Linked DNA regions of Homo sapiens: regions 1, 2 and 3 are each linked to region 4. A link is a loop called in an ENCODE intact Hi-C map of the cell type or tissue named here. Cell type or tissue: heart right ventricle. All regions are shown on one strand.

Evidence for each region. Hi-C counts contacts between places; a loop is a spot of excess contacts. Peaks named below come from ENCODE experiments on the same cell type or tissue, not always from the same donor. Only the 100,000 strongest peaks of a DNase experiment are listed, where the experiment ranks them.
Region 1: it touches region 4 in a loop (2.9-fold over the local background); 15 of 110 quality-filtered maps call a loop at or near these places.
Region 2: a loop joins it to region 4, with 2.5 times the contacts of the local background. A loop is called at or near these places in 15 of 110 quality-filtered maps.
Region 3: a loop joins it to region 4, with 2.8 times the contacts of the local background. A loop is called at or near these places in 4 of 110 quality-filtered maps.

What each region holds. Positions count from the first base shown.
Region 1 is chr12:131,003,906-131,011,905 of GRCh38, forward strand. It overlaps ADGRD1 (adhesion G protein-coupled receptor D1), which reads left to right. Exons shown (of 25, transcript NM_198827.5): 11 at 281-391; 12 at 2,067-2,142. Among named protein-coding and RNA genes, the nearest start is that of ADGRD1-AS1, 14 kb to the left of the region's middle. RefSeq lists an enhancer at 6,567-7,766. In heart right ventricle, no CTCF peak of the experiment used is centred here; DNase peaks (open chromatin) are centred at 3,586, 6,747, 7,546 and 7,606; H3K27ac peaks cover 2,144 bases.
Region 2 is chr12:131,013,844-131,021,843 of GRCh38, forward strand. ADGRD1 (adhesion G protein-coupled receptor D1) reads left to right here. Exons shown (of 25, transcript NM_198827.5): 13 at 356-497. Among named protein-coding and RNA genes, the nearest start is that of ADGRD1-AS1, 24 kb to the left of the region's middle. In heart right ventricle, no CTCF peak of the experiment used is centred here; no DNase peak of the experiment used is centred here.
Region 3 is chr12:131,023,481-131,031,480 of GRCh38, forward strand. The region is part of intron 13 of ADGRD1 (adhesion G protein-coupled receptor D1); the gene reads left to right. Among named protein-coding and RNA genes, the nearest start is that of ADGRD1-AS1, 34 kb to the left of the region's middle. RefSeq lists an enhancer at 4,854-5,355. In heart right ventricle, no CTCF peak of the experiment used is centred here; no DNase peak of the experiment used is centred here; H3K27ac peaks cover 566 bases.
Region 4 is chr12:130,949,373-130,957,372 of GRCh38, forward strand. It overlaps ADGRD1 (adhesion G protein-coupled receptor D1), which reads left to right and starts at 4,535. Exons shown (of 25, transcript NM_198827.5): 1 at 4,535-5,159; 2 at 5,252-5,288. The coding sequence starts at 5,094. In heart right ventricle, no CTCF peak of the experiment used is centred here; DNase peaks (open chromatin) are centred at 4,569, 6,024, 7,189 and 7,617; H3K4me3 peaks cover 3,514 bases; H3K27ac peaks cover 3,967 bases.

The DNA of each region.
Region 1 (8,000 bases), 55 kb after region 4:
GAGAGCTGGGGGCTGTGCTGGGGCGGAGGGCGCCCCAGGTGAGGAGCCGCGCGCCCGTGGGCCGGAATGCTGAGCCTCCCCGTGGCAGTCACTGCCTGGGCTCTTCATTGCTTTACCCTTTTTTTTTTTTTTTTTGAGGCCATGCTTTCTAAAGGTAATTATACTTCCCGTGGGGAGCTTGTCCTGTCAAAAAAGAAAAGCAGACGGGGTTTTGCAGTCTGATTTCCTGCAGCCTGTGAGCTCTGACGGGACTTCCGCTCTCTCGCTCCTTCCACCGCAGAGTTTTCCGTGGCCAAAATCCTGCCCAAGACCGTGAATTCCTCCCATTACCGCTTCCCGGCCCACGGGCAGAGCTTCATCCAGATCCCCCACGAGGCCTTCCACAGGCACGGTGAGTGTGGCTGCGCTGGACTCCCTTCCGGGGCGGCTCCCTCAAGTCTTTCTGAAGAGTCCCCAAGCTTTGCTGGGTGCCCACCGCGCCAGGGAGCTGCGGTGCTCCCCCGGGCCGCCTGCGGTGCTCCCCCGGACTGCCTGTCCTGTCCTGCAGGAGAGGGACTGTGGGCAGCCGTTCTCAAAGCGTGTCCTCAGGCCACCCTCATGGACACGCTTGAGAGGTTCCTTAGTGATGCTAATGCTGTGCCCACTCCAGGCCACTGAACTGGAATTTGGGGTGGGGTCTGGGAGCATCTCAACCTGCTCGCCTGGGGAATCCGGCCCACTGGGAAGTCATCCTACCTACATCCTCCTAAATCGGCACACACCTGGTCAGCCGAAGATAAAAAGATGGGGCCACCTCCCCTTCCTGCTCAGGTAGCTGTGGGCCAGGTGAGGGGTTCATCTGTTCAGGAACCTGGGGTTCCACTCCTGTGCAGGCCTCAGTCGAGTCACATAATAAAAAATGAGAGGCTCAGGGGACCCCCTGCCTCTGACCAGGGAGCCCTGTTGGGAGCCCAGATGGCCCTGGCTATTTTTTGCTACAATGACCGTCACCCTCTCTGGTTCCTGGAAAAGCGAATATGACTCTGCAGACATCTCCTTCCTCTCCTTCCCTCCCTGGGGACCTCGGGCAAGCAGGGGAGAGCCTCAGATTTTTGCCCCTGCCACCCTGGCCAGAGGCCACGCCCCCTTCCCAGGGTTCTGCCTTAGGGATGGGGACCAGGACAGCCCTCATCAGACATCTCTCTCTGCAGTGGGGAGCCTGTCTCTGCACCCACCACCATCTTGATTGTCTGTGGGAAAGGTGCCCCGACTGGTTCTCTGCCCTGTCCTCAACTAGCATGATGTCAGGTGTGCCCTGCTCCTAGGGCAGAGGCAGGGATGTCCCTACCCCAGAAGCCAAGGGAAGGGCCCAGGGACGATGCCACCTTCCTCCAGCATCAGCAGGGAGGGCCCAGGGATGGTGCCGACATCTACCAGCATCTCCTGGCCGCATGATCTGCTGGGAGTGCCCTGATTTCCAATCCTGGCAGAGCCGTGGCCGAGCCATGGAGTGAAATAGCAAAAGCACATGTGACCCTGCTTCATGGCTGGTTATAATAGAGGTGTGACCAGGTGAAGGCATACAGACTTCCCAGTGGCTGCTGCCCCCTTGAAAACCTGCATTCTGCCTCACTCAGTGTTGCCCTAAATCCTCTGCGTGTGGAGGGCAGACGGGATGCACTCGTGGGGCAAGGCTGGAGGCTGGCACTGCCCCCTGTTGACTTGCAGGAGCTGTCTCCCTGCAGGGGCTCTGAGACTGTGTGATGCCCTGGGTGAGCCTGGCTCTCCCTGCAGGGGCTCTGAGACCGTGTGATGCCCTGGGTGAGCCTGGCCCTCCCTGGGGGGTTTCAGCCTCCACATGTCTGGAGCTGGCTCAGGGGATGGAGCAGGGATCCACCGTCACGCTGCTGAGTTGCTGCAGAGTCTTTGTCCTTGCAAATTCTGCCCGAGTGTCCTTCACTTCCTTCTCCCCAGAGGGTTCTTAGGAGTGAGGGGCAGCACCATGCATGGCGGGGCGTGGGGCTTTGTGTTTTTCCTGCCTGTGGCCTGGAGCGCTGACAGCGCCTGCCCCTCTGCTCTCTCTGCAGCCTGGAGCACCGTCGTGGGTCTGCTGTACCACAGCATGCACTACTACCTGAACAACATCTGGCCCGCCCACACCAAGTGAGTCTCGGGGGTGCTCAGCTCAGGGGCGTGGGTGTGCGTGGGTTTGCTGGGTGGCTGGCCACAGGGATGCCCGCCCCACACGCACAACACTGAGAACTCTGGACACGAGTACCGGGCGCTTCACTGCTCGGGCAAGGAAACGTGAAGCGTTTTGAAGGCCACTTGGGAACTGCAAGGCTGGGGCCAGGCTGGTGGAGTGGAGGTCAGGAGCACGGGCCAGAAGACCCTACCCACCCGCCTGGACAGAACTGTGTGACCTTGGGCAAGGGACTTAACCTCTCTGAGCCTCAGTTTCCACTGCTGTGTAATGGAAGACAACAGACCTGTCTGTGTCAGTCATGGGCAAACACACAGATGGGCAAAGCCATTTCACATCAGCTTAAGTGGAAGGCCAGGAAACTGAGGGCTCAGGGGACTGAAAAGGGAGGAGCAGGTGGGCCTCAGTCATGGCTGGACCCGGGGACCCCGAGGACGCCGTCTAGACCTGCTCTGTCTGCCCCCTGCCTCTGCTGTCCTCCAGACAGGCCCCTCCATAGGAGCAGAGCTGGCTCCTGCAGCATCGCCTCATGTGGGTTTGGGTCCTGAGAACCCAGAAGGAGAGCAAGGAGGGTGGGGACCATGAGGGGGGCGGCGAGGCTGGGGAGGATGAGGGAAATGAGGAGGGAGGGGAGGGGATGCCTCTTTCCTGAGGAATGTAGTCCTAAATTTTGTGATCTGGAGGAAACACCGTCTTCTGCGTCAGATTTCTTGGGGAAAGCCTGCATGCTTACCGATTTCCTCCTAATGAAAGAAAGTGGGGGGCCTGCCACTCTTTATGTGTGATTTCCAAAATTCTTCAGGAAAATGGTCAAAGAAAAATGCAATCTATTTTCCTCAAAAAGATGCCATCTCAGTTATTTGGGGAGATCTTTCCAAGATAGTGAATGAAAAGGTGACCCTTCCTTGGCCCCTCCTGCTGAAGTTTCCACCAGGAAGCTGGCCTTGCTGTGAAATATATGAGACGTGCATTTGTGAGGTGTCGCTGTGTCTTGTGCGGCCACAGTGAGAACCTGCGTGGGAAAGCGGCATCCGTGCCACGGCCCACAACGTCACAAAGGCGGGAGGATTGCTTCCAGATGCAGGGTGCACACATTTCAGGGGCAATTCACTGTGACCACCAGAATCTGACTCCAGCCAGGTGTCAGCCAGCTCTTTCATGAAGGGCCAGCTTGTAAATCGGCTTGGCTTTCCAGAACTCTGCCCTCACAGGGTGAAGGCAGCCAGAGACACTACGTGGGGAAATGGGGGAGTGGCTGCCTTCCAATACAGCTTTATTTACAAAACCAGGCGGCCAGCCCAAGAGCTGCAGTTTGCAGATCTTTGCCAGACCCTCTATTAGATCAGCGCTGGCAGGGATGGGCAGAGGAGAGGCCGGCGGGGCCTGCTCTGGGGAGCCCACAGCCTTGCAGATGGAAGACAGTCTGTCTCGCCTGTCCCCAGGGCCTCAGCCTTCACTCTCCCTCTGCTGTCCTCACGGACCCAGGTGTCTGCAGACAGGACACTGGAGCCCCAGGATGCAGGCCACTGTGTCCCAGAACAATGCAGCTAACTCTGACGTCCCCCTGCAAACCGAGGGCCTGGAAATTGGACAGCCAAGTCATCCCTGGTTCGTCAGCATTGACACCAGCCCCACAACATGTTCCATGAGCAGCACATTTACGTGCTGAAGCCAAAGCAGAACTGGCTGTGCAGCGATGGAACATGTTTTTCATTTGCAGTGAAGTTGGATCTTCAGCTCAGGTGAAGCTCTCTTCAGCACTTAGTGCAAAGATGCCTTGTCATCAAAATTCACCTGGAAAAAAATCATGCAAACAGCTCATCCAGTAAAGTCTCTGTACTTGTTACATTGTACCTGTGTACCTTGTACCTGTAGCAGAAGAGGTGGACGGAAGTGGAGGGGACAAAGAGTTTGGTTCACAGGTGCCCTCCTTATCTGTGTGACCCTGGGCAAGTGACTTGAGCCTGGAGGCCTGTGTTCTCCTCTTAAAACAGGAGTAATAATAGCACTGATTTCTGAGGATTGCCAGGAGGACTGAATGAGTTAATGGTGTAAGTAGGGCTTGGTTTTCTTAAACATGACATACAAGTGCCTGCTTTTGTGATTTTGTAAGCTGATTGGGCATTTGTGCCATTTTGCCTTTGAGGTAATTATCAAATCCTGGGCACGATGAGAAGCAGGTTAGTGCAGCTGCCGTGCGGGCAGCACGTTTATGTGCGCACATATGCCGGGTTCCTGCCAGCCTGCAGGGGACTTCCCTCCGTCTTTGTCTTTGTATTGTGTGCTGTCATCCTCATACATCCGCAGTGTGTTGTGAGGATGAAAGGATGCTTTGGTGCCGTAGTGTCCTTTAATTTCTTCTCCAGGGATGAGGGTGAGGGTCTAAGTCAGTACGTGAGTCTCAGTGCACAAAGGGTGGGGCCTGGGCCGGAAGGAACTTTTGTCTCCACAGCCAGCCCCAGGCAGACCATTCCAGGGCTCCTGTGATGACGGAGGGGATGATATCTGACCACCCACGGCCCGGTGGGGGCTTAGCTGCTTCTTGCCCGGCTGCTTGTACCCCTAGGATCCTTTGAGTCTCACTCGCTGCCTGGCCCCGCAATGATGGAGACTGTTCAGCTTTTACGGGTGCTCGTGCTAGGCTCAGCCAGCACCGGGACAGCCGGTTCCTCCAGGTGGACGGGGCTGAGACTGGCCTGCTCCCAGTCCTCCTGTGAAGATGGAAGCCACAGCCCACAGAGGGAAGGGCCTCTCCCCAGGCTGTGAGGGACTCACGGGTGCTCGAGAAAGATGAGTGGGGAGGTGGACCCGGCTCAGCGTGTGTCCTTAGTCACTATAGAGTGACACGGAGCACCGATGGAACCAGTAGGTCACGGTTCTGCAGCCCTCAGTGCAGTAACTGACCCAGGCAGAAGCTATCAGTGGATGTGCACACCAGCGGGAGCAGGGTTGCGGGGCGGGGGACCTCACCGACCTGCAGAGTCCTAGCTGTACCAGGTCGGAGGGTGCCTGGTGATGGGGATGTCTGCCGCACGCCTGCAGCCAGGTGGCCACACTCAACATTATCAACGTGGGACACGTTGTGGGCCCGTGTCTCTTGCTGTCACGTCATGGGAGACGTCCATGCCTCCTGTGGCATACTCCTGTCAGATGCATGGCCTCACGCCCCTCACGAGGAAGCAGTCAGACACACCTGAACTAAGCGATGTTGTGTGCTGCTGTGGTTTCGATTGCAAGGGAGAAGAAGTTGGGCAGTTCCGGATTGGGGGAGACTAAAGAGGTTCGTGCCTGAGCTAATGCACATTCCTGGGTTGAGAGAAGTGGAGTTCTGGAGGACGTGTGTGATGGTGGGGGGTGTGTGCAGTTGACTCTGGACTGTGCATTAGAGCATCTTGTAGGGTCCTCGTTAAATTTCTGAGTGTGATCATTGTTTGATGGTTATATAGGAGGCAGTCTCCATTTTTAGGAGACACGTGGTAGAGATGGAGTATGCTGTGATGCCTGCAACACACCGCTAGTGCTTCAGCAGAAAGGAAATGTGCATGTGTGCGTGTATTTGTGTGTTGTGTGTGTGCACACAGGTGCATGTATGTGCTTGTGTGGTGTATGTGCGTTATGTGTGCACATATGTGCATGTGTGTTTTGTGTGTGCTGTGGGCATGCAAATGCGCGTGTGTGCATTTGTGTGTTGTATGTGCATACATGTGCGTGTGTGTGTGTACATGTGTGGTATGTGTGTGTCAAGTGTGAGCGTGACCACTGCCAGATAAAGTGAACATGGCAAATGATAAGAGCTGAGAGTGTAGGTGAAGCCTATGCGTTGTACTGTTTTCTGGCAGATTTCCTGCTGGTTTGACTTTTAACAGTGCAAAGCTGCGGGGGCTCCTGGCATGGGCAGGAATTGTGGCTGTTGCCGTCCTTTCTGAAAGGCCCTGGCTGCAGTGCTGCTCGAAACAGAGAACAACGTCACCTGGGCAGCATCGGTGCTGAGGAAGTCGCCTGTTACCCTCGATGCTGTCTCCTTCTGCTGTTTGCGTCAGTCAGGGGCTCAGTCTCCTTCAAGAATTCACCATCACCCAAGATCACACTCAGAGATGCTGCCATGTGCCACCTTGTTGGCAAGATTTGGAGTTTCCTTCACACTGTGTTCCCAGGGTGGCGTTGAATTCTCGCGCTGAGGGAAGGTGACAAGCAGTGTGTGACGGATGGGTGAGGGGATTCCTTGAGCACACAGGCATGTGTCAGCAGGAGCCAGTTATCAAGGAGTTCCTTTACCAGGGAATATTTTCATTTGCGATGTTTGTTCACTCCCCAATGTGACATGGTAACTGTGAGGACTTGATAATTCTCCAAATAACCGAATAACAGCCCTTTTTCTTACTCCACTTGGTCTGACTTCTTTGGATTGAGTTCCTGAGCCGGTCTTCTGCACAGGCTGGGAAGTCTCTGTGTCTCCTCATAGATTTCAGCACTCCTCTGAAGCCTCATGTAACTTTAAGTCCCCTCTTTGTGTAACGGAAGGCGGAGCAGCAGCGTGGCTTTGGCTCAGATGTGCTGCGTGGGGTGAAGGACGCAGAGCCTGACCATCGGTGGGGCTCCGTGGGGCCAGGTAGTAACTTGGGGCACATTGAAGGAAGGCGGATTTGCAAAGGTGCAATCAGGAGTGGAGAGCTCTGGGGGACAGCACAGTCACGGGCCAGGAACAAGAATGGGGGCACGCTGCTTTCCCCAGGGCCAGCCAGGCAGGCCCTGGAAGAGATGGCTTTCCCCGGGCAGAGATGGAGGGGCCCCCGGGGCAGCGACTGTGCCCTGGTAGGCTGAGGGAAAAGAATCCTGGCCCCACTATCTGCTCCGATGCCCTCTGACCTTCTGGGGCTTCCCTTTTGCTGAGCACATGAAGGGAGAGAGCCCAGAGCCTGGCTGATGGGCACAGGACGGGGCGGGTGGAGGCAGGGTATAAGGGGCAGAGGAAGAGCCAGCACAGCCTCTGCCCCACCCTGCCCCACCTCACCCCTGCCCCACCCTGCCCCACCTCACCCCTTCCCCACCCTGCCCCACCTCACCCCTTCCCCACCCTGCCCCACCTCACCCCTGCCCCACCCTTCCCCACCTCACCTCTGTCCCCACCTTTACTGGAGGAAAATGCTCCTAAGGAGGCGTCTGGCCCCATTCTCATCTTGACTTGGCCGACATCTGGCGTCGCACTGATTACCAAACTGGGCCTGGTGGAGGCCACGTGTTCCCGGAGCGGAATCCAGGAAACCACTCCAGATTTGCTCTCATATCATTTGTGTTCATAGAAGGTTCTCACTTAATGTTTTCCTTATGTTTTTCCTAAGAAATGGATCTAAGTCATCGCCGCTTGCCTGTGAGTAGATTCATCCACTCGCTCACTCACTCACGTGTGTGCTGAGCACCCACTGTGTCAGGCGTGGTTCCGGGAGCTGGGGAGAGCAGTGAACCAAACGGGAAAGCATCCGGGCCCCAGGGGAATTTCTGTTCTGGGAGGGAGATGATGACCACCGGTTGCACCATCAGGAAATGTCCACGGAGGGAAAGTCAAGGGACAAATCATGCTGCGTGTTTAGGGCCTGAAGCCCACAGCTGCGACTTTCTGTTCTGGCTAATGGCACAGCCCTAAGTGTTGCTAGCAACGTGGTTTTTCCAGCGCGTTTGGTGGAATTGCACACGTGTTGAGTTCATGGAGCTCTGCAGAAAAGGCCACGAGCATCGGGGCACTGGGCACAGAGAGTGAGAACCAGGCTCCTGGCTGAAGCGAACACACCACACGTCTTAGGGCCTTGGAGTCGCGTGCGGG
Region 2 (8,000 bases), 64 kb after region 4:
AGCATTTCTGCTCATCCATGCTTCCTGGGCCATCTTACTTTTCTTATAAACTCTTTGAGGTCGAGGGCTCTGTCTCACCTCTTGGTCCTGGCGTCACACCTTAACGAGAGCAGGTATTGAAGATAAGAATTCAAGGGACAGAGTTAAAACACAGAATAGTTGAACTCGCCTGCAGGTACCAGCTTCACATCTTGAAGGAGAGCAGCGGGAGCTGAATGAAAGAAATCAAAGCTTCATCCAAAGAAGATTTCCGTCTCAATAGTTTTGGGTGGAACGCTGGCTCCCAGCCTAGGTTCTAGCTGTGTGCTGCTCCCCTGCGTTTCCCATTTTGTAATGATTTCCGTCTCTTCCCAAGGATCGCGGAGGCCATGCATCACCAGGACTGCCTGCTGTTCGCCACCAGCCACCTGATTTCCCTGGAGGTGTCCCCACCACCCACCCTGTCTCAGAACCTGTCGGGCTCTCCACTCATTACGGTCCACCTCAAGCACAGATTGGTGAGTGGCGGTGCCTTCACCCTTGTCGCCGCCTTTGATCTGGTTTCACACTGAGGAATGCTGGGTTGTCTGTGTGCTTGCATAAAGAATCTCCAACAGCCTTGGTGCCGGCCCGAACTGGAATCTTCCTCTCCCTGGAGCTCCTTCTCTTGGGCCTTTGTTTCTGAGCTGCAGTGGGAGGCCCCTCGCATAGTGCCTGGGCTGGCCACGCGGTGTCGATGTTGGGGAAGAGGCGTCGAGGTGGCTCTCCTAGACGTGTGGAGCGATCACGGATCTTCCTCATTTATAACAAGTGTCCTTACTGGAGGAGGGGGGTACCTTGGCCATCCCAGTTACCATGTGTGTTATTAGCCATCAGCAAGATGCAGCACTGTGTTCTGTTAGAGAGAAACATGCTTCAGAGCTCAGGCAAAACCATTTTTACGCTTCAGGCATTGCGTGATAAGCTCTTGGTCCTGATGCTTCATAACCGCTCTCCTCTCCACATGTCGTTTGTTTTTGCCAGTGAGTAGGACTGACAGAGACATTGGGGATACCGATGCACTGCCATTCTTTAGTAAAAGGCAAAAGATGTATACAATCTGAGGAGAAACCAGAGTATAATGCTGCCGTTCTTTAAAAAACGCGTGCGCTGTTCCCCACGCCAGGTTCATGTCAGGAGGTATGGTGTTTGATGTGACACTGAAAGAGTGAGATTTTTCAAAGTGTTTATTCAAGAACTCACTGTGTTATTGGTCAGAATTAACACTAAAGGCATTTCCTGGCAGGATTTTCTATTTCATTCTGTTTCACTCTGCTCTATGGCCAAGGCCGACTCTGTGCGCATACCTGGGTGGGTGCTTCTGTTCTTTCCAGGGTGACTGTGTTTCTGCCCCACCTGGGAGGGGCCCACACACTTGTGCTGCTGGGTGAGCTGGGGCAGTCAAGAGATGGTACTGGAGACGGAGATGGGACTGGAGTGGAAGATGGAGATGGAGAGGGGACTGGAGATGGAGGTGCGGATGGAGATGGGAATGGAGATGCAGAGGGGACTGGAATTGGAGATTGAGATGGACATGGGAATGGAGATGGAGATGGAGACGGGACTGGATATAGAGATGGAGATGGAGAGGGGACTGGAGATGTTGGAGATAGAGATGGAAATGGAGATGGAGAGGGGACTGGAGATGATGGAGATAGAGATGGAAATGGAGATGGAGAGGGGACTGGAGTTGGAGATGGAGATGGAGATGGGAATGGAGATGGAGATGGAGAGGGGACTGGAGTTGGAGATGGAGATGGAGTTGGAGATGGAGATGGGAATGGAGATGGAGAGGGGATTGGAGATGAGACTGGTCACCTCAGCCTCCTTGCCCTTCCTCTCTGCATGTGACCAGCCGTGAGCCTGTTTTCAGTGTGTCCCCTGCCTTGCTTCCTCCGCCCCTCCCGGTGTCCCTCTCCTTCCCAGTGACTTCTCACCTGGACCAGCAGCCTCCGCGTGTTCTGTCTGCTCCATTCTCCCCACAGTTTACAGACTTATTGTCAAACACACAGATCAGGTGGTGCTACTTACCTATTCAAAGACCTTCTGGGACTCAAGGTTCCCTGCAGGAGAATTTACACTCTGGGCCTGTCGGCAGATGTCTAGCAGGTCTTTCCCGCCCGGCTTTCCATGCACCTCTGGCTCTCCTTCCAAGCCCAGCAGACAGCTGCTGTCATTGCTGGTGTCGTTCCCTGTGCCTGGTGGGCCTGTCTCACCCATCTGCTGTCTGAGTTCACCCATCTCAGGAGGAGCCTTCTCTCCTCCAAGCCCTCTGCGGCCTGCACAGAAGGGAACCTCCCTCCACGCGGTCTTTGCGCTGTATTAGCACAGAGTCTCAGCTCTGTATGCTATAATCATTTATGCTAATCAGTAATCCCTTAAATGGCCTGCAGCTTCTCAGAGGCTGCCAGATCCAGCATGGAGCCCACTGCCCTTCCCCCCTGCCCGCAGTGGCCTTGGCACTGCGTGGAGGCTCAGGAGACGCTTGCTGAGTGAGTGCTGTGCCGGAGTCAGTGCCCTGTCTTGCAGTTGTGCAGTTGACATTTGTGTCTTCTCTTTGTGTGGAGAGAATCCTGGTCCCCTGCACAGGCTGTCCCCTCTGCCGTGATGTCAGTGAGGGTGCACTCCACAGGCTCAGCCTATGTTTGGAAATGTGGCTGCGACATGCAGCAGAGACACTTGGAGCTTCTGGGCTTGAGGGTAGGGCAGTGCTGCCCCGCGGCGTGTCAAGCCTGTAGTCAAGAGTCTGTAGCTGGGCGCAGTGGCTCAGCCTGTAATCCCAGCACTTCGGGAGGCCAAGGTGGGCGGATCACCTGAGGTCAGGAGTTTGAGACCAGCGTGACCAACATGGTGAATTCCCGTCTCTACTAAAAATACAAAAATCAGCCGGGCATGGTGGCCCGAGCCTGTAATCCCAGCTACTTGGGAGACTGAGGCAGGAGAATCACTTGAACCCGGGAGGCAGAGGTTGCAGTGAGCAGAGATCGGGCCAGTGCGTTCCAGCCTGGGCGATAGAGTGAGACTCTGCCTCAAAAAAAAAAAAAGTCTGTAAAGGCAGGAGGCTTGTTCTGAAGGACTCTGGAACCTCTGTGTGCTCTGAGGTTGAAGTTGTCCTTGTGAGTGAGGTGGGCACTGTGAAGCACAGCCGACCACAGGGCCTGAGGGACTTTGAAGAGCAGGAGTCAGGGATCATCCCAGAAGGTGAGGCGGGGGCAAGTGGAGAGGGGAGGGCACGGGCAGAGAGGGGAGGCAGGAGATGAGAGCACAGCTTGAGTGCCAGGGCTGCAGGAGAGCCACACAGCCAGTGAGGTTACACAGCATACATGCACACGCATACACACACATGCACATGCACATGCACACAGTCCACACACACCCAGTCCACATACACTCAGTCCACACACACCCAGTCCACACACACCCAGTGCACACAGTCCACACACACCCAGTCCACACACACCCAGTGCACACAGTCCACACACACCCAGTCCACACACACCCAGTGCACACAGTCCACACACACCCAGTCCACATACACTCAGTCCACACACAGTCCATACCCAGTCCCCACACACCCAGTCCACATACACCCAGCACAGACACACACACACCCAGTCCACACACAATCAGTCCACACACACCCCATCTACACCCACCCAGCACAGACACACACACCCAGTGCACACACACTCACTCCACACACTCAGTCCACACACACTCAGTCCACACACTCCCAGCACAGACACACCCAGCACACAAACACCTAGTGCACACACACCCAGCACAGACACACCCAACACAGATACACCAACACAGACACAAACACCCAGTGCACACACACCCAGTGCTCACACACCCAGTACACATACCCAGCACAGACACACCCAGTGCACACATACCCAGTGCTCACACACTCAGTACACACACACCCAACACAGACACACCCAGTGTGCACACACCCAGTCCACACACACTCAGTGCACACACACCCAGCACAGGCACACACACTTAGTATACACACAGCCAGCACAGACACACACAACCAGTGCACACACACCCAGCACAGACACACACTCAGTACACACCCAGTGCATGTACCTGCATCCAGCACCCATATAGGCACATATGTGCACATACCCAGCCTCAGTACACCACACACACCGACACACACACCCACATCCCATCCTTGCAGGGCCGGCAGGTAGGAGCTCTGGAATTTGGAAAGTGGAAAGTGATTTGTTTTGTCTGGTATGGCTTCTCCCTCTCGTGCACAGAGCGGGTCTCCAGGGTGCCTCACCCAGGGGCCTCACGCCTATCCGCTCTCCCGCCCAGGCAGCCCCCTCCTCTCCCACTCCTCCAGCTCCCAGGAAGGCAGGGTGGCAGTAAACTGAATCACAGCCACGTGGTTAGATTGCAGGGCTGAGGCCCGCATTCTCCCAGGTGTCTGCATGTCTGACCCTTCACGCCGGGATGAGGGGCATCGGCTCGGGTTTTGGTTAAATCCCGCCTTGCCCCTGCTGTGGAGGACGCCCCCTGTGGTGCCTGGTGAACCTTAGTCTTAGAGATCGGTTCATCCCCGCGGTTTCCCACCGAGAGGGTCCACCAGTGAGACAGGAGGGAAGCTCCACCTCGGGTCGGCCGCCTCACGCAGCGCTTCCCTCGTGCTGCCCCATCATTCACTGACTTCAGGCCACGAGGACCCGTATGTTAAACAATCCCGCTCTTCTATTTTCTTAGGAAACCAGCTTGAGTCAGTTATGACCGGTGCAAAATAAAATAGAAAAGAGCCCACCTCCCTGATATGGAGGGTTTTGCCTTTTACACACAAAGGGCAAATCAATGTATTTTGCTTAACGCTGTTTAGTGGCACCCCTGGATCGTTTCTGTTAGCAGAGGTGTTGACATTCTCGTGGAACTTCTTTCTCAAAGCACAGCCGTTTCATTTCCACCACCCTTTCTCAGTACGCTCAGTCATTTTCTTTCAGGACAGACTGAGGTGTTTGAGAGGGACTTTGCTTTTGGCTCCCGGGTTGTTCTGGTTCTGTGAGGTCCTGCAGGTGGGGGCAGGAGCCCAGCTGGGGCCTGAGGACATGACAGGCAGCGTCTCAGCAAGGCCGGGGCACAGACTCGTAGGCCTCCGGTTCAGAACAGCCGTGGTGGCCCAGCCTGTGCCCGGGTGTGCACACTTCAGAGCCCTGCACAGACGCCTCTGCAGGATTTTGCTTTTTAACATTGTTTGCTCCCCAAACTATCAAATAATCCAGATTCAGACCCTGACCTTGGGCCGACTCAGCAGTGGCCTCTGGTGGACCGGCTCCTGCTGCTCCTCCTTGGTCACCCTGACCTCTGGCCACTGTCCCACCCGGCTCTAGGGGCACCCAGTGGGCTGAGACCTTCGGCAGCTCAGGCTATGCTGTTGGGCAGAGCGGGTCTCCAGGGTGCCTCACCCAGGGCTACGCAGGAGGCCTTTCCAGCAGTTCCACTGAGGCTCTGGACAGGGATGCTACCCACACACCACCCTGGGACGCCAGGGGTTTTCGACACGACGATCGGTCAGAATCTGCAGTGTTCTCTTCAGTCAAAATTGCTCACTGCGTTCAACCAAAAGCTGAAGTTTTAATTCAACATTGAAATGTCAGTTTCCCAGGTCAATGAAGATGAAAGCTTTTTCCTTAGAAGGGAGCAAGGAATGAGCGAAGCAGAGTCTTGGGAAATTTCAGAATTAGAATAAGCACCAAAAATACGTATTGCAAAGAGCCCAGTGCTGCCAGTTTGATGGCTGTTGTCAAACATTTTCTCATCAGACGGCCTCAGCTCCACCTGAATGTCAGTCAGTCCCAAAGCCAGGCCATCGCTCAGGCTACCACAAATTCTGGAAGGGACTGAGTGTAATGAGGGTGTTCCAGGGAGATGCTCCAGGGAAGGACCCCGAGCTCCATCCAGGGCAGGGGGTGCTCCAGGGAGATATTCCAGGGGCAGGACCCCGAGCTCCGTCCAGGGCAGGGGGTGCTCGAGAGAGATATTCCAGGGGCAGGACCCTGAGCTCCATCAAGGGCAGGGGGTGCTCGAGGGAGATGTTCCAGGGAAGGACCCCGAGCTCCGTCCAGGGCAGGGGGTGCTCGAGAGAGATATTCCAGGGGCAGGACCCTGAGCTCCATCCAGGGCAGGGGGTGCTCGAGGGAGATGTTCCAGGGAAGGACCCCGAGCTCCGTCCAGGGCAGGGGGTGCTCGAGAGAGATATTCCAGGGGCAGGACCCTGAGCTCCGTCCAGGGCAGGGGGTGCTCGAGGGAGATATTCCAGGGGCAGGACCGCGAGCTCCATCCAGGGCAGGGGGTGCTCGAGGGAGATATTCCAGGGGCAGGACCCCGAGCTCCATCCAGGGCAGGGGGTGCTTGAGGGAGATATTCCAGGGGCAGGACCCCAAGCTCCATCCAGGGCAGGGGGTGCTCGAGGGAGATGTTCCAGGGGCAAGACCCTGAGCTCCGGCCAGGGCAGAGGGTGCTTCAGGGAGATGTTCCAGGCCAGGACCCCAAGCTCCGGCCAGGGCAGGGCTCTGCCCCTCATGCATGCCTAATAGCACCCCAGGGCTGAGGTCAGGGAAGAGGTTTGGTTCCCCAGGCTCACACGCAGTGGGGCACTGGTGATCTGAGGAGGGAAACGGAGGCACTGTTGGCAAAAGGAGGTCTGTAAGCTGAGTGCTCTGAAATGTTGGCCATGCCCACCTGGACATGGGCCAGGTCTGAACGAGGCAGTTGCCCGAGCTGTGGATGCCCTCACATGAAGCCCTGGGTAAGGCTGAACCCTGGACATTTATCCGAGGCCCCTGGACCGTGAAGAAGCCCTCAGGCTCTGTCCTTGTGCAGTGCGGGGGACCTGTGTCCTCAGGACTGGGCACCTCCTCAAACTAGGCCCTCCTCTAGGTGTGGCTCTCAGGGGCCAGGCCCGGGATGGCCAGTGTGAGGAGCAGCCCTGGACACAGGGTGCCTTCGGGCTGGGTTTTGGCCTCCTTGGGGTGTCACCGTCACCACAGCTTGTGACTTTCGAAGAGCAGCCCAGAATTTGGGCTTTAAATTATATCCCTGGATGTGTCTTGTTGGCAGCTAATTCAAATTTGTTTCCAGTGTTGTCAAAGAAACCCTATGTGTGGGTTGCATTCAGCCAGGAGGTCAACAGTTTACAACCTCAATGTTTTAAGCTTTTTATTCTGAAATGATTTTAAAGTTACAGAAAAAAAATGTCAAGAATAGTACAGAATGCCCCTGTATGTCTACAGACATACAGATCATTCATCCGTCTTCCCTGATGGTGGTATTTTTAAGTACAATGATTGAAACCAGTAAATTGACACTGATATTAACGACAGACGTTTTTTGAATGGTGTCAGTTTCCTCACTTGCAGCTTTTTTTCAGTCCCGGGGTCTCATCTCGGCTGGCACAGAGCGCTTAGTTGTCACGTCTCCTAGGCAACTGCAGTCTGTACGGGTTCTTAGCTTCCCGTTGTCTCCCATGACTTTGACACTTCGCGGCGGCCGGCCGGTGCTTTGTGGAGCATCCCTGGTCACTGTCCGATGCTTCCTCCTGATTAGGCCGATGCTGTGCGTCTTTGACAAGAACGCCAGGGAAGTGAAATGGTCCTTTCTTATCGCAGCATCAGGCTGTGTGAGTCGGCCTGTGGGCTACCAAGCGAGAGACATTTATTTTCTTGTTGTTCTAGGGGTTGGAAATCCAAGATCAAGGTGTCGGTAGGTTTGGTTTCTCCCAAGGCCTCTCTCCTCGGCTTGCAGACAGTGTCTTCTCCCTATGTCCTCACATGGTCGTCCCTCGTGCGTGTCTGTGTCCTGATCTTCCATTTTTTCTTTTTTTGAGACAGAGTCTCTCTCTCTTGCCCAGGCTGGAGTGCAGAGGTGCAGTCACGGCTCACTGCAGCCCTGATCGCCGGGCTCAAACCATCCTCCTGCGTCAGCCTCCTGAGAATCTGGGA
Region 3 (8,000 bases), 74 kb after region 4:
GTTTTGTATCTCTTTTGTGCCAAATGAACAGATACATGTACTTTTTAAATAGCCCCTTCTGTCTCCTGTGAAGGGTGGTATACCATAGAAACTCTTTGGTACTCAGTTTATCCTGGAAGTCACTCCAAACCCATCCGCAGAGGCCTTCCAGCTTCTCAGCTGCGCAGAGCCCCACTGTGTGGGTTTACTGAACCATCGCCGGCTTATTCAGCTCATCTCCTACTCATGGGCATTTAAGTTGTTACCCATATTTTGTATAAATAACTTGTTGCAGCAAATGACCCTGTGAACCTGCATATTCCTGCAGTGGGCGGTCCAGCCTCTGTTCTGGAAACCCAGAAAGTTTCTATTTACCTGCAGATGGACCTTCTTCTTCCCCTTATGTTGACCCTCGGGCAGTGTTGAGGGGCAATGAAGTGACAAACAGCAGGGAGAAAATGACCAGTCTCTGCAAATAGACAACTCAGAATGGTCCCCAGCTAGCCGCCTTCTGCTCCTGACCCTGGTGTGTGGATTTAAGTCATTTCTGAAGATTCAACCTGATGAGCTGTCGACCACAGATGAAGACAGAACGGATCTGAGAGATGAATGATGTATCTGGGGTTAGCATCTGGATGATCCGAGTAATGGTTTTGGGAGAGGCAAAGCCTAGAATTAGCCACCCCTGAGGGACAGTGCTTTCCTGCCCCCGGCAGAGCGGCCTGGGGGGAGTTGTGCAGGAAGCAGGTGCAGGCAGCCCCGCTGGCCGGGTCACTGGGGTTCTCTGTGACGTCAGGGTCAGAGAGGCCCACATGGAGGGCTGGAGCCTGGTGCTGGTGCCTGATGGCTAGCTCCTCAGTGTGCTGGCTTTCCTGGCAGAGGGGAGGTCGAGCGTGGCTTCTAGTGGTCCCTAAAGCCACCAGGGTTTCCAGTGTGGCTGGTGCTGCAGCAGACCCAACCGAGCATCCTGTGTGTTTTGGAAACATTTCAGTCATGTTCCGGTCAGTGATAGATTGCGTATACCACAGTGGTCCCATCAGACTGTAAGACCAGATTTTCCCTGTACCTCATCTATGTTTTGATGTATTTCAATGCACAGATCCTTCCCATTGTGTTACAGCCGCTGGCAGCATTCAGTACAGTAGTGGGCACAGTTTGTAGCCTAGGAGCAATAGGCTACTCCATACAGCCAGGTGTGTGGTGGACTGCGTCGTCTAGCTTTGTGTAAGTCCCCTCTGTGATGTTCACAGCACGATGAAATCGCCTAATGATGCATTTTCACAATGTGTCCTTGTCATTAAGTGATGCAAGACTGTACTCCTTTTCCTTGAGGCACCATTCAGGCCTCCCAGACACGAGAAGGGAGCAATGGGAAGGGAGCAATGCAGCAGGCGTGTCTGTGTGAGAAGCTCGGGCAGGGCTCTCCGGGCCATTTTCTCACTGGTCCTGAGGCCTGCTGGCTGTGGCCCGAGGGCAGGGACGGCATGGTGGCCTGGGGGAACCGTCTCTGCAGGCACTTCTCACCTCCCGGCTCCAGTGAATTACAGGCCCTGTGGGGCTTGATGCCGTGGATGGAAGTTTTGTAGAAGGCCATGTTTGTGTCTTCTGTGAAGTATGAAAGGTGCCAGTTTGAAAACCAGAGAAAAAGAAAGCGTGGATTAAAATGCAGTCCCCGTTTTAATGGTTGGTTACTGCAGTTATTTTTAAAAAAAGAAAGTGTTTGAATAAGGAATCCTGTCTTGAAGAGAGGTGGAGAGGAATTTTTATCATACCGAAAGAGGATGGTAATTAAGGCTTGTCTTAGCCAAGCGTTCTCTAGGGTTTTGGGGTTTTTCTTTTGAAGGTTGCTTTTATATTTCTGAGGATGTTGCGGGGGCCTGCTCTTCTAAGTTAAAGTGATTTGTCTGATGGGAAGATTTCCCCTGGCGGCACTCTGTCACGGGCCGTGAGGAGGAGGTGAACTCAGAAGAGAGTCACACATTTGTCCCCCACATCGTTGTCAGGGAACCGTGACATGGAGGCTGCAGGAATTTTCTCCCAACATGGGCTGAGGTCTTGAGGCCCGAGGCTGAGATGCCTTCTTTTCTTTTTTTTTTTTTTTGATACAGAGTCTTGCTCTGTCATCCGGGCTGGAGTGCAATGGCACGATCTCGGCTCACTGCAACTTCTACCTCCTGGGTTCAAGCAATTCTCCTGCCTCAGCCTCCTGAGTAGCTGGGATTACGGGCATGCTCCCTGCTAATTTTTGTAATTTTAGTAGTGACAGGGTTTCACCGTGTTGTTCAGGCTGGTCTCGAACTCCTGGCCTCAAGTGATCCATCCACCTCCGTCTCCCAAAGTGCTGGGATTACAGGCGTGGGCCACTGTGCCTGGCCTGAGATACCTTCTTTTGCTGGCACAGAATGGGGTGCAAGCTCCCCAGGGTGTGAGGGACAGAGTTGCAGGCCCATCCTGGAGGCTCTGAGGGGGCACCTGGTAAAGCCTGGGGGTGAGGCTGGGCACTCCACATGCCCCAGGGCTGCACCACGGAAGCCCACGGAGGTCCTGGGACACGTGACTGTGTCACTGTGCCCGGTTCATGTCAATTGCGCCAGTGCCATCAGTGTGTCTGGGCCCTCAGGCTGCAGAGGGCAAGTGGGAATGGTCAGTGAGGTGTCATCTGTGCTTCTCCCCTGCTGGGGAGCCTGCACTCTACAGACAAACGGGGCAGCCGCGGGTGTGGCTGGGCCATGGACTGTGTCTCAGTGGACTGTGTCTCAGGGCACAGACCCTGCTTCCAGCCTTTCCCGGTGCCCTCCAGAGGGCTGGGTGGCCTCATTACTCCTGCCCTTCTGAGCTGGATGGAATCCCTTATTCTCCCAAAGGGCTCATTTTAATGTCTGCGGGGGGGCGGGAGTCCTTTGCCACTGACGTCAGCCCTTTGCCACTGACGTCAGCAATCGTCTGTCCGATCTCTCAGGGCATTGGAAGGGAGTGAGCTCCAGAGCACTTCCTGACCGCGTGGAGCCGAGCTCCGGAGCGCTTTCTGACCGTGTGGAGCTCCAGCGTCCATGTCACCCCGGAACAGAGGAGGTTCCCAGGCATAGAGTGGAATCCAGACTTTGGCCTTTTGAAGTTGGCTTGTGTTTCTGGGGCTTAATCTTCCAAGGGAACTGGTTCTGCTGTGTTGAGATGCATTGGTGTTGGGGCACTGTGGCTGTGGGGCTGGCCTGGGCATTGCAGGGAGGGTGTGGAGCAGCATCCCTGGCCTCTACCCACTTGATGCCAGCAGCCCCTCCCCAGGTTTGACAACTAGATACGTCTCTAGGCATCGCCAATATACCCGGGAGACTCCCAGGTGAGAGTCTCCCAGGGGATATTGCAGTGTTCACGGCTGGATGCTACTCGTCACTATTCCATATTCCATTATATGAATAGGCCACCGCTGACTCGTCCTTGTAACCATAATTTGGCTGTTTCCAGTTGCGGACTATTACACACAGTCACTTTCCTGTGCTTCTCAGATTCAGAACCATATTTGAGGGAGATGAAAGCAGGCGGGTGGCTTCTCTTGGAGGCAGGTACTTTCTCGTAGGGATTGTGGCACACAGCTGTTATTTCTCTAGGATTTGCTGTGAATGAGGGAAAAACGGTTGATTGTGAATGAAGCAAGGTTCATTTTCTTCCCATGGTCATTCCTTGGTGCACTGTAGATCCAGGATATTCCTACTCTGCAGGCTGTTTAAATAACACACACACACGCACACACATGCACACACACATAGCCAAACATCGTTTGAAATCCCATCCCTCAGAGATGACCAGTGTCAACATTGTGGTGACTTCTTTCGGGGCTTCTCTAGGTGTGTGTGTGTGTGCACACAATTTTATATAAATGGGGTTCTGCTATCCGTGCCGTTTCGCAGCTTCAGTTTTTAAATTTACCATGTCTATATTTCCGTGCCAGTAGCTCAGACTGTATCATCATTCTCACGGCTGCTTAATAGTCTACGTTTGTCATCCTGCTGGTGTGCGTCTGGCTTCGGGTTTGCATTCTCACAATGCTGTAATGAATCTTCTGTGTTCTTGCTGGGTTATCTCTGTAGGATGAATTCTCAGAGGTAGAATTGCTCTGTTAAATGTCTACACATTTTTTTCTCATTTTAAAATTTATTTTGGATGTTTAATCCAGATCTGTGTTTATTTACTGAGGGGAGCAGGTAGAATTGTAGAGTCACAGAGAAACAAATTAGAGCTAGGGGTTCAGGGTTACTCAGACCAAACTTCTCATCACCCTGCATCCCCCTGCCAGCCATGTTTTAAAAGCAAACGTGTTATTGGAGTATAACATGCCTGCAGAAAAGCACGTATATGTGTGTATGGTATGACAGTTTTTACAAAGCGAACATACCCAAGAAATCACCCCTCAGGTCAAGAAGCAGCACACGGCCAGCACCATGGAATGCCTTTTCCAGACGCCAGCAGAACAGAGCTGCCGGATGTTCTAGTGAGCGCGTTTCTGCTGGTGAACCTGACTGTGCCCTTCTTTGTGGGATCTGCCCAGGATGGCGTCGCTGGGTCGAGGGGCATGTTCAGCATGAACAGCTGGTGCCCGGTGCCTTCTCCAGAGCGGGCACTGGTTCACTCTCCCCTTGGCAGAGCGTGAGAAGCCCAGTGTCCAGCATTGGGTGTGGCCCGTCTTTTCCAGGTCCGCCATTCTGGTGGCTAATGTTGTCTCATTCTGTTTTTTATTTGCTTTTCTTGAATGATGTTGGTGACCTTTTTATGTTTATTGGATATCAATATCCTTTTAAAAAAATCTACTCAAGACTTCTGCTCATTTTTCTGTTGTGCTGTTTGCTTTTCTTTCTTACTGATTTTTTAAGGAGTTTTTGTGTATTTTGAGTATGAGTCATTTGTTTGATATACGTATTGCAAATATCTCTTACACGGGGTCTTCCCTTTTGACTTCGATGGTGTCTGCTGGTGGACAGCAGTTTTCAACGTCAGTGCAGTCCGGTTTATCAAGCTCTTCTGTATTCAGTGCTTTTATGTCTTGGTGGAGGAATCCTGCCTAACCCGAGGCCATGAAAGTAGTTTCCTGTGTTACCTGGAACATTTGTTGTTTTCACTTTCGTGTTTGGGCCTGTGGTCCTTCTCTGCTTGTTTCTGTGTCTGCAGTGCAGTAGGGGTTGAGACTGACCACTGTCCCCAGACGGATATGTAATTTACCCAGCTCCACGTGTGGGAAGACCAACCTCTCCCCTAGTGCTGTGGTGCCGCCTTTGCCGTCAGTCACGGGAGGGGCGACGTGGCTGTTTCTGGACTCTGCTCTGTCCGTCATCCCATTTGCATGCCGGTACGATTGCAACTGCCACGTCCTATGCCAAGGCCTGAGACCGGCTCGTGTAAACCCTCCAGCTTGTTATTCCAGGCGGCCTCGGCTATTTTTGGTGAGACGCATTTAAAAATTTGATGCGCGTCGTGAAACTGCCCTTCAGAAAGGTCGTAACCATTTATCCAGCCATGGGTGGGGCTCGGCAGTGCCGCCTCTCCCACGCCATTGCAGACTCTGATGCACAGGAAGTCACACCTGGTTGTCATTCATAGCTGCGTAGCTTTGGTTATTGGTGAGGCTTCCTAAGTGAACTGGCCATCTGCATTTTTCTTTATGTTGTAACCACCTTCTTTCCTGATTTCTCCAGTGGAGTGTTTGTTTTGTTAGTGACTTCTGAGAGCTCTCGATGTAGTTCCAACGTTAACTCATTGCCTGCTGCTGTAATCTACCAGGCTTATTTTTATATTGACTATTATAGTCAGTGCGGATGAACACTTGAACCTGCAGTGCGAATCCGTTCCCCTGACCCCAGCCTCTGTGCCTCCCCCTCCTCTGCTCCTGCCTCCCTCTGTCAAGATCCTTGGGATCACACTGGATACATGTGGCTAATCCAGGATCACCTCCCACCTCCAGACGTTTAATTTACCCACATCAGAAAGGTCCCTTTTGCCATGTAAAGTGACATTCCCAGGCTCTGGGGTTAGGTTGTGGGACTCTCGTACGGTGACATTCCCAGGCTCTGGGATTAGGTTGTGGACCCCTCGTTCGGTGACATTCCCAGGCTCTGGGGTTAGGTTGTGGACCCCTCATGTGGTGACATTCCCAGGCTCTGGGGTTAGGTTGTGGACCCGTCGTAGGTGACATTCCCAGGCTCTGGGGTTAGGTTATGGACCCCTCGTATGGTGACATTCCCAGGCTCTGGGATTAGGTTGTGGACCCCTCGTTCGGTGACATTCCCAGGCTCTGGGGTTAGGTTGTGGACCCCTTGTTCGGTGACATTCCCAGGCTCTGGGGTTAGGTTGTGGACCCCTCTTAACGGTGACATTCCCAGGCTCTGGGATTAGGTTGCGGACCCCTCGTTCGGTGACATTCCCAGGCTCTGGGATTAGGTTGTGGACCCCTCGTTCGGTGACATTCCCAGGCTCTGGGGTTAGGTTGTGGACCCCTCGTTCAGTGACATTCCCAGGCTCTGGGGTTAGGTTGTGGACCCCTCTTATGGTAACATTCCCAGGCTCTGGGGTTAGGATGTGGACCCCTCTTATGGTGACATTTCCAGGCTCTGGGGTTAGGTTGTGGACCCGTCGTAGGTGACATTCCCAGGCTCTGGGGTTAGGTTGTGGACCCTTCATACGGTGACATTCCCAGGCTCTGGGGTTAGGTTGTGGACCCGTCGTATGGTGACATTCCCAGGCTCTGGGGTTAGGTTGTGGACCCGTCGTAGGTGACATTCCCAGGCTCTGGGGTTAGGTTGTGGACCCGTCGTAGGTGACATTCCCAGGCTCTGGGGTTAGGTTGTGGACCCCTCTGGTGGAGGGTGGGGATTGTGTTTTGTCAGCTGCAGAGGGTAAATTAAGAATCTGTGGGGAGCCCTTCCAGACTGTGCCGCTGAAATTGTTGGGGCAGTGGCTCTATCTCCGAGAATGCAGCTAGATCTCAGAATGCATCCCCAACGTTGCAGCGTGCGCAGGCCCTTCCTCCTGAGGGCACCCACCTTGGTGAATGGGATTTTCTGTATCCAGTTGTCTCTGCTCCAGTTGATGTGGCAGACACAGGGTCAGACAGAAGCTTGCTGGACATCGTCCCTCCCCTGAGGCCAAGGCCGGACGAGGGGTCTCTTCAGCTGCACATCGGGGCAGGTGAGGGGTGTCAGCCACGTCCCGGGGAATAGTAGCCTGCCCACCTCAGCAGAATGGCGAACTCGCTTTCCCGTGGCCTTTGGCATCTGTAGCGTGGATGCCATGGAGTGTGGCGCGTGACACCTCAATGTGGCACACTGAGACTGTAAAGAACAGAAGACACCAGTACTTTAACCCGCGGCTGAGGGCTCATCGCTTTGAATACGCCGGGGTGTGCAGAGCACAGGTCAGCTATTGTGTAGGAGAGACACTGAGCCGCATCTGCAGCCTGTTGTTCTGGGGTCGCCTTGGTTACAGCCACCTCTGTCACAATGTGCAGTGTGTCGGAGTCTCCTTCCAGAGGAGCACTCGCCCACAGCCAGGGCCCCCACCGAGGGCCGCTCTTTTCACCAGGGTTTCTGAACAGGCCACATGGGAGCCCGGAACGCAGGAAGGGCAACACCTCATCCCAACTCACCACACTGGGCCCCGGGGAGCCAGGGGCTGGGCGGTCTCAACTCTGAGCTCCACTGCCGGAAGCTCTGCTGCCTTGGGGGGTCCTGTCGAAGCTGCTCCCTGCCTCCCACCCTCCCTTCCTGCGCCATGTCATTTGTTGGGGGCTCTGACAGCGGAGCCCACTCACGTCTGGGGCAGCCTTGGGTACTGCGTGCTGCCCTGGTGCGGCTCAAACACTGGACGGTGGCCTTCATCCCTTTAGGCCTGGCTTAGCCTCTTGCAGGTCTGAGCCCAGGTGCAGGAGAATTCGGGGAGACTGTGGGGCATGACTGGAATGGGGTGAGTTCTGACCTGTTGCTGGGATGACCATTTACACAGCTTGAGACATAAATGCAGTCCCTCACCCATGCGGT
Region 4 (8,000 bases):
CCAAGGCTAGGCGGCTAGAGTCTCTATGTTTGCTTGTTATCTTCAGCTCTGTGTAATTCTTTTCTTTGTTGTGGGAAAAATGGGCATCACCAGCCTTGATTGAAGACCATTCTGGATTAGCAACTGCAGTGGCGGAGGGAGTCTTTTCTCTCCCATGGTCAATCTATTGATCCCGGGGAAGACACTGATTGGTTCTGAGTGGGTCACATGTACACCTTTGGGCCATTCACAGTGCCTGTGGTATGGAGGAGCTGCAAGTGTTCCCACTGGGTCACAACTCCCCCGCAACACCTGCAGCTTCTGACAGTCCCGTCTGAGCTCACGGGTCGGTGGAAGAAACGTCCTTCAAAAGGAAAGCCGACAGGAGCCGGAGGGGAGGCTGGGCTGGTAGAAACAACACACGCCCATGGTCCATGGCATGCTGCATCGGAGCTTTAGCCCATTCCATAGCTTCTTTCCAGAATGTCCCATCCCTTAACCACTCAGAGAAAGAATTCTTGAACTCCTTCGTGTGACTTTCACAGTGAATTCGCCCCCAGGCTTCTAACACCGTTCATTTCCATGTACGTTGTGTGCTGCACACCCCTCCTAGCACACTGCTTACGAACTGCTGCTCCGCCTTGCTTATCTACACAGGAGTAAACGTGATGGACACACAACTCTTGCTGCCTCTCACAAATATGCCGGCGTATGGGAGGGTCTGAGCTGGAGGGAGGCGCACCTTGGATTGGTGTGAATCAGGCATCAGGAACTCCTGTGCTCACAGCTTGTCCAGCTCTCCCTCAGCATTTGGGCCACTCCACAGAATTCTTTGTTCAGGCCCGATCTGTCCTCCTGGGACATCTGAGCTGCTCAGCACCAGGAAACATGCTCTGTTGTGCGCAGGGCATCAGCTTTGCAAATAATCCAGTTACGTTCCCATTGGTAGCTGGCGTCACACTTTATGTCCTTGTAAAATTTTGAGTGGAGCCTAATCACAATGTAAGGTCTCATTTTTAATGTTTAATTAGCATCCTCCCAGTAAAGTCTGAAATATTTTACCAAAGCGTAACAATGTTTTTCATTCTTTAAGTAAAGTACACATGCATGTGGCCCAAAACTATGACTTGAATGTTGAATGTGAGGCTGCCTGCCGGGCACTCCCCACCCAAGCATAGAAAAAAGAAAATCGGGCCGGGCGCGGTGGCTCACACCTGTAATCCCAGCACTTTGGGAGGCTGAGGTGGGCGGATCACGAGGTCAGGAGTTCGAGACCAGCCTGGCCAACATGGTGAAACTCCGCCTCTACTAAAAATACAAAAAAATTAGCCGGGTGTGGTGGCGGGTGCCTGTAATCCTGGCTACTCAGGAGGCTGAGGCAGGAGAATTGCTTGAACCTGGGAGCTCAGTGAGGTTGTGGTGGGCTGAGATCGTGCCACTGCCCTCTAGCCTGGGCAACAGAATGAGACTCCATCTCAAAATAAATAAATAAATACAATAAAATCTTGGGTTCCTTGAAGGGGAATTCCAGCCACCTAGCTAGCCCTGAGAAATACATGAGCAACTTGGGAAGCAAGAAGTTAATAGTGGCGAGAAACAATAGTCAAGAGAGTTAGAGTCAGGAATTCATTGCTTCCCTGTAGAAACTAAAGACAACATCGTAACAAACGACCCGGAGTTGTTTTTCAGAACCTGGACCCCCACCAAATGGATCTGTTGACTTACAGACCTCTGATATGGGGGAGCGGAGAGCTGAACTCCACCACCGTTCTTTGTTCTTTGTTTTTTGAGACAGAGTCTCACTCTGTTGCCCAGGCTGGAGTGCAGTGGCTCAATCTCAGCTCACTGCAACCTCCGCCTCCTGGGTTCAAGCGATTCTCTTGCCTCAGCCTCCCAAGTATCCTCCTGAGTACAGGTATGCACCACCACACCCGGCTAATTTTTGTATTTTTAGTAGAGACGGGGTTTCGCCATGTTGGCCAGGCTGGTCTCGAACCCCTGACCTCAGGTGATCCACCTGCCTCAGCCTCCCAAAGTGTTGGGATCCACCCCTCCGGGCCCACCACTGTTCTTTGTTCTAAATTTCTTCCTGAGGGGCCTGGAGGAGGTCATGCCCACAGGCCAGAGCTAACATTCTTTTTTGCTGATCTCAAATTTTTTGACAAAGCCTTGCCTTCTTAACCAATCACAAATCAGAAAACCTCTGAATCTACTACCTATATGACCTGTGGGCCCCCAGTTCAAGATGTCCTAGCTTTTTAGGTCAAACCAATGTGCAGCCTCCAGGTATTATTCATGTGGGACTTAGCCTGTAACCTCTGCCTCTCCACCTTGAAAAACCCTCCCCCATCAGCCATCGGGGAGTTCAGGTCTGAAGTGTGAGCTGCCAGGTTCTGCTCGCCTGGTGCCCTGCTCTAAATGCCTCACTTCCTCTCACTGCAATCCCGACGTCCATGTTTGGCTTTGCTGCGGGAGGGCAGAGCCAGGCTGGGTTTGGTGACAAACGCTGAGTGCTCACCAAGTACCAAGCCCTGTTCTCGGGGCTGGGGTGCAGAGCGAACAGGCAGAAAGAAGGTCTCTGCTCTCATGGGGCCTACGCCTCGGTGGGGAGAGACTGACAATAAATGAAATAAACGTCTAAGATATGAAGTACATTGGATCGTGGTTAGTGGGATCGAGAAAATACAGCAGGGGAGGGCTTTAGGGGGAGGGAGACCTGCTGTCAAGGTGATGTTTGGGTGCCGAACACCCCGACGTTTGGGTGATGGAATGAGATGCTCAGAGACATCAGAGTTGCTTGGTTCCAGGCCCATGGACCACTCAAGGCCCTGTCTCAAATCTCCAGGCTTCAGGACACGCTGCTTTACATGGAGGCGGGCTCTTCATCTGGGCCTCTGAACAAGGCCTGAGACAGGACGCAGGCAAATAGCATGAGGCACGAGACTGTAGTCCGGGATGGAGAGTCAGAGTGAGTCTGAGGATGAGTGCAGATGCCTGCAGGGCAAGCTCTGCTGAATTGCTTTGCTATCTAGTTTTTATTACAGTCATTGAATCGGGGTGTCTCCCATTATCTGATGACAATTTTATGATGAAAAGAAACCATGCTGGCTTTGTTCGGTCATGGAGATGGGAAAGGTCCGCATATTCAGCAATCTGTTGAATTCTTCCAGGTTAAAACTGGAGCTGAGAAAAACCTGCAGCTGCCTGTCCCTCCCTTCACCTCTTCCAGCGAGAGGCAGTGGGGGACTGGAGAGCTGATGAAATGGCAGAGATAAAGGTTGTAAATTAGTTTTCCCTGAAGCCGACCAGCCTGAGCAACAGGATAAAGGTCGTTATTACAGACAGCCCCCGGCCTTTGGAGTTCACAGTTTCTCCATTGCTAGGAGATGGAACTCTCTGGAACCCTTCTCCAGCTCCACAGAGAGGCTCAGGCTATCAGAGGATCTGAGCGGTTGTAGGCTGCAGGCACAAGTTAAAAATAATCACCTAACGTTTTGACAGCACTTTCTTTTTTTCTGTCCCACAGAGATTGGAAGTCATTTTCTTATCCTCTTTAGGAAGTATGTTGGATTCAGGATTCTTAATTCCCATTTAAAGTCAGGACAATTGAGATAACTGTATCAGCTAACATTTACTGGGTGTTATGTTATACTTGCTAATAATAATCATAGCTAACATTTACTGAGTGATAATTTTTCTTAATAGAAAATAGCAGCATTTACTGAGTGCCACATATTTTCCAAGTACTGCCTGAAGAGCCTTGGATCTGTCCTCTAATTTATTGTTACAGCCCTGAGGAGGAGGAACTATTAACCCCCATTTTGTGGATGAGGAATTCGAAAACTAAGAGAGATCAAGTAATTTGCCTAGGAGCACAGCTGGTGAATGTTGGAGAAAGTATGAAGCGGTAAATATTACTTAAATCACATAGCAAATATAGCTGTGACTGCAATTCTAGGGTGTGTGTCTCTGTGTGTCCACGTGTATTTGGAGTAGATCGGATAAACTTTGGTCTTGGGTAAACTGAGGCATGTCTGGCGAAGGGGCTGACTCTTTTCTATCCCATTGAGAACATCCTCCTGGTGCTGGGGTGGGGGTATATGTGGGATGGTGTAATTGCGCAGCGTACCTTGTAATTAATTCCGTAGCTTTCACTGACGTCCGAAAGGATTAGAGAGAAAAATGTGGTCAGCGCTTAATATGGAGGGCACAGTGGGTGTGCTGCTTTCTCTTTTCCATCCCTCTGTCAACTTCATTCTCTTTTGGGGGCAAACAAGACTCAGATCTAAACAGAGTTTATGGTTTGTTTTGCATTTTGTATTTATTAATATTTATGCCGACTTTGAAGGTGCTGACCAGAAGGCATCAGTAACACACACACGCACACGCACACACACCACACACCATGTCTGTTTGGTTTGATTCTGAGCCTGAGATCCTGGAAATATTTCAGCTGTTGTTAAGAGGCTGGAGTTAGGACCCAGGAAGGACACAGCAGTGGGGATATAAATAGAAAAGGAGAACAGAACAAAGTTTGAGGAGAGAGACTTACATCACTCACTCCCCCTCCACCCAGAGAGCAGGACGGAGGTGTGAACTTGAGCCAGACCAGAAGGAGCTCGAGAGCGGCCGCAGGACAAGCCCGAGGAGCAGGCGGGCGCTCCAGGGGAAAACCACGCACAAAACCTTCTTCAGAGAAAAGGGAAGCTCCAAACCTGACTGAGACAAACGGAGGCTCTTGAAATAAAAAGAAAATACCGCAGGACAAACAGCCTCCCGTCCCCGGGCGCAGGTCGCGGTCACAGTGGTGACCTGGGATTGCTTTCCCAGGACTGCGAGTCGGGTTTGGGTTTCTCCTCCCTGCATTCCACAGCTGCTCTGGTCATCGCAACGTGTTTATTGATCACTGAAGAATCTCAAGTTTTGAGACGAGGAAGAAACACCCATTAGGTCTCCAAGACAGCTGTGTTTCACAAACTTTAAGGAGACAGAAATTTTCTCCCCTGGAACCTGTGAAAATGTCCCTTTTCCAAGGAAGTGAAGGTTAAGAGGTCCCGTTCTCACAGACCCTCAGGAATTTCACTTGGCTCCGAGCTTTGACCTCCGAGAGAGCCATGGAAAAGCTGCTGCGGCTGTGCTGCTGGTACTCCTGGCTGCTGCTATTTTATTACAACTTTCAGGTAATGTCCCCAAGTGGCCAGGATGGCGACAGGCTTGGTTTCTCCGGAGGCTTTCCCTGAGTGTGTCTCACACTGTGGTCTTTTGTGCGCAGGTGCGTGGCGTCTACTCCAGATCGCAGGACCATCCAGGTAAGAGTGTTTCCTTCTCACTCTGAGCACCGCTCTCCCCCTGCCTAGTGCAGGTATCTCAGGAACAGCCCACTTGTTCATCTCTGAGGCATCAGCGAATGGCCCTTGTTGGGCTCCTGGTCCCCGACCTCACTGCCTCACCACACACTGTGACCCTGGGCAGCTCTGCTACCCCTCACCGGCTGAGCGGTGGATGGAGAAGTGGTTCTGGGCCCCTTGAGCTGGGTCATATGAAACATTGTGATTAAGGAAATATGATCTTCATTTGAATGCCTTCTGCCTCTTTCTTTCTCTCTTTCTCTCTTTCTTCCTTTCTTCCTTTTTTTCTTTTTGAGATGGAGTCTTGCTCTGTTGCCCAGGCTGGAGTGCAGTGGCCGCAACCTCTGCCTCCCGGGTTCAAGCAATTCTCCTGCCTCAGCCACCTGAGTAGCTGGGATCACAGGTGTGCACCACTACACCCAGCTTTTTTTTTTTTTGTATTTTTAGTAGAGACAGGGTTTCACTATGTTGGCCAGGCTGGTCTCGAACTCCTGATTTCAGGTGATCCGCCCGCCTTGGCCTCCCAGAGTGCTGGGATTACAGATGTGAGCCACCACACCCATCTCATGTCTTCAGGGCAGATTCACTGGTGGGGAGTTGGAGCTCTGGCCCATAGCAGGGTCTCGGGACCTCCAGCCTCAGAGTGCTGACCAGCTTAGCCTGGAGCAGCCGATGAGTGGGACTCGGGATAGAGGGCCACCCTTGCTCCAGCCCCAGAGCCACATTCCATTGGCCATTGTGACACCCAACCAGGAAGCATCAGGACGGGGCTTCTCTCGGGAAGACAGGGAGGCACACACCCTTCGCTGTTAAGAGTGTGGGCACACGTTCTGGTCAGCCAGGGGCAGGGATGGGAAGACGAGGCTTTCTGGGAGCAGCAGGCAGTCACTGGGCTGTTGCTCCCTGCTGGAAGTTGCAGGAGGTGGGGAGGAGACCCTGCTAGTGCCTGAACCCCTGCTGGGAAGCCTGTTGTGAGCACAGCCTCTGCCCCCGCCCCACCAGAGCTTGGCTGGGCACCCCCCCGAGCGCTATTGTATGGCCCTGCCTGTCTCTGATGGGAAATCAGCCTTTTTAAAAAAATTATTTTTGTTTTTATTTTTTGAGACAAAGTCTCACTCTGTCACCCAGGCTGGAGTTGAGTGGTGAGATCTCAGTCTCGGCTCTCTGCTACCTCTGCCTCCCGGGTTCAAGCGATTCTTGTGCCTCAGCCTTCCAAGCAGCTGGGATTACAGGCCCATGCCACCACGCCTGGCTAATTTTTGTATTTTTAGTAGACACAAGGTTTTGCCATGTTGGCCAGGCTGGTCTCGATCTCCTGACCTCGGGTGATCCAACCACCTCGGCCTCCCAAAGTGTTGGGATTACAGATGTGAGCCACTGGGCCTGGCTGGGAACCAGCCTTTAATGATCAACCACAAATGGACTCAGGCCAGCACTGTGGGCAGATCCCAGGGCGATACCCAGGCCTCCAGGGAGAGCCCCTTTCCTGGATGGAGCACCAGGAGCCTGCTGGGGTCTAGGGCCAGGGGCTGTGCCCTCAGCCTCTGTCTCCTTTCCGGCTGCCCGGCAGCCCCATGCCAGGATGTTCCAGGCATCGTCGCCTCGCCACCACCTCCATTCACCAACTCGGGGGTGGGGACGCTGCCACTTCTGTTTCGTCCACATGCATAGGGAGCTCCTTTTAAAAAGGTGTGGAAGCTGTGAGTTTCCACACATTCCCCTCTCCTCAGCCAAATCGCTGAATGAAACAAGGGCTCCTGTGGCTTGGGAACGAATAAACATGCCCAGCGCTGCGTTAAAGAGAGGACGTGTCCACCTTGGACACCTTGCTTCTCGTGAATGCAGGCCTCATGGCTTGGGCTGGGCTCCAGTAGGGGAGAGGACTGAGAGGAGGAGAGGGGTAGCCCCTCGAACTGCAGGGCGGTCAGGCAGAGCTGTGCACCCGGCTCCTGCAGCAGGCAGGTGGCCCCCGAGGCCCCAGCATGGCCCTCACTGCTGCTCAGTGTTGGAGAAAAGCTGTGCGGGTTCTCCCCGGACTTCTGCTTATGATACAGAGCCCACACGCATTCTCACACATGCACATGTGTCCACATGCCCCCCCATGCTACATGTCTACATGTGTCAACATATGCCCACATGCACCAACACAAATCACACACATCCACACATGGTGACACATATGCATACACACACACACCAGATGTCTACATGTGTCAACATATGGCCACATGTGCCAACACACATCACATGTCCACACACCACTCACATCCATACACATCAGACATGTTGACACACATGCATACACATGCAAAAGCATCCACACATATGCACACACCTGCATGCATCAACATGTGTCCACATGCATCCACACATGTGTCCACACAATTCACATGTGTAGACACACATGCACATATATACACATCCATGCACACACCCACACCCACATGTGCCAACACATGTCTACGTGCATCAACATACATGTATTTACACATGTTCACACATGTCCACACATATCCACGTGTCTACACACATGACCACACAGTCACAGACTACACACATCCACATGCATCCACACACATCCATACATTTCTACACACATGCATACACGTACACACATTCACAAAAGTCCACGTGTCTACACACATCTGCACATGCTCGCACATCTCTACACAC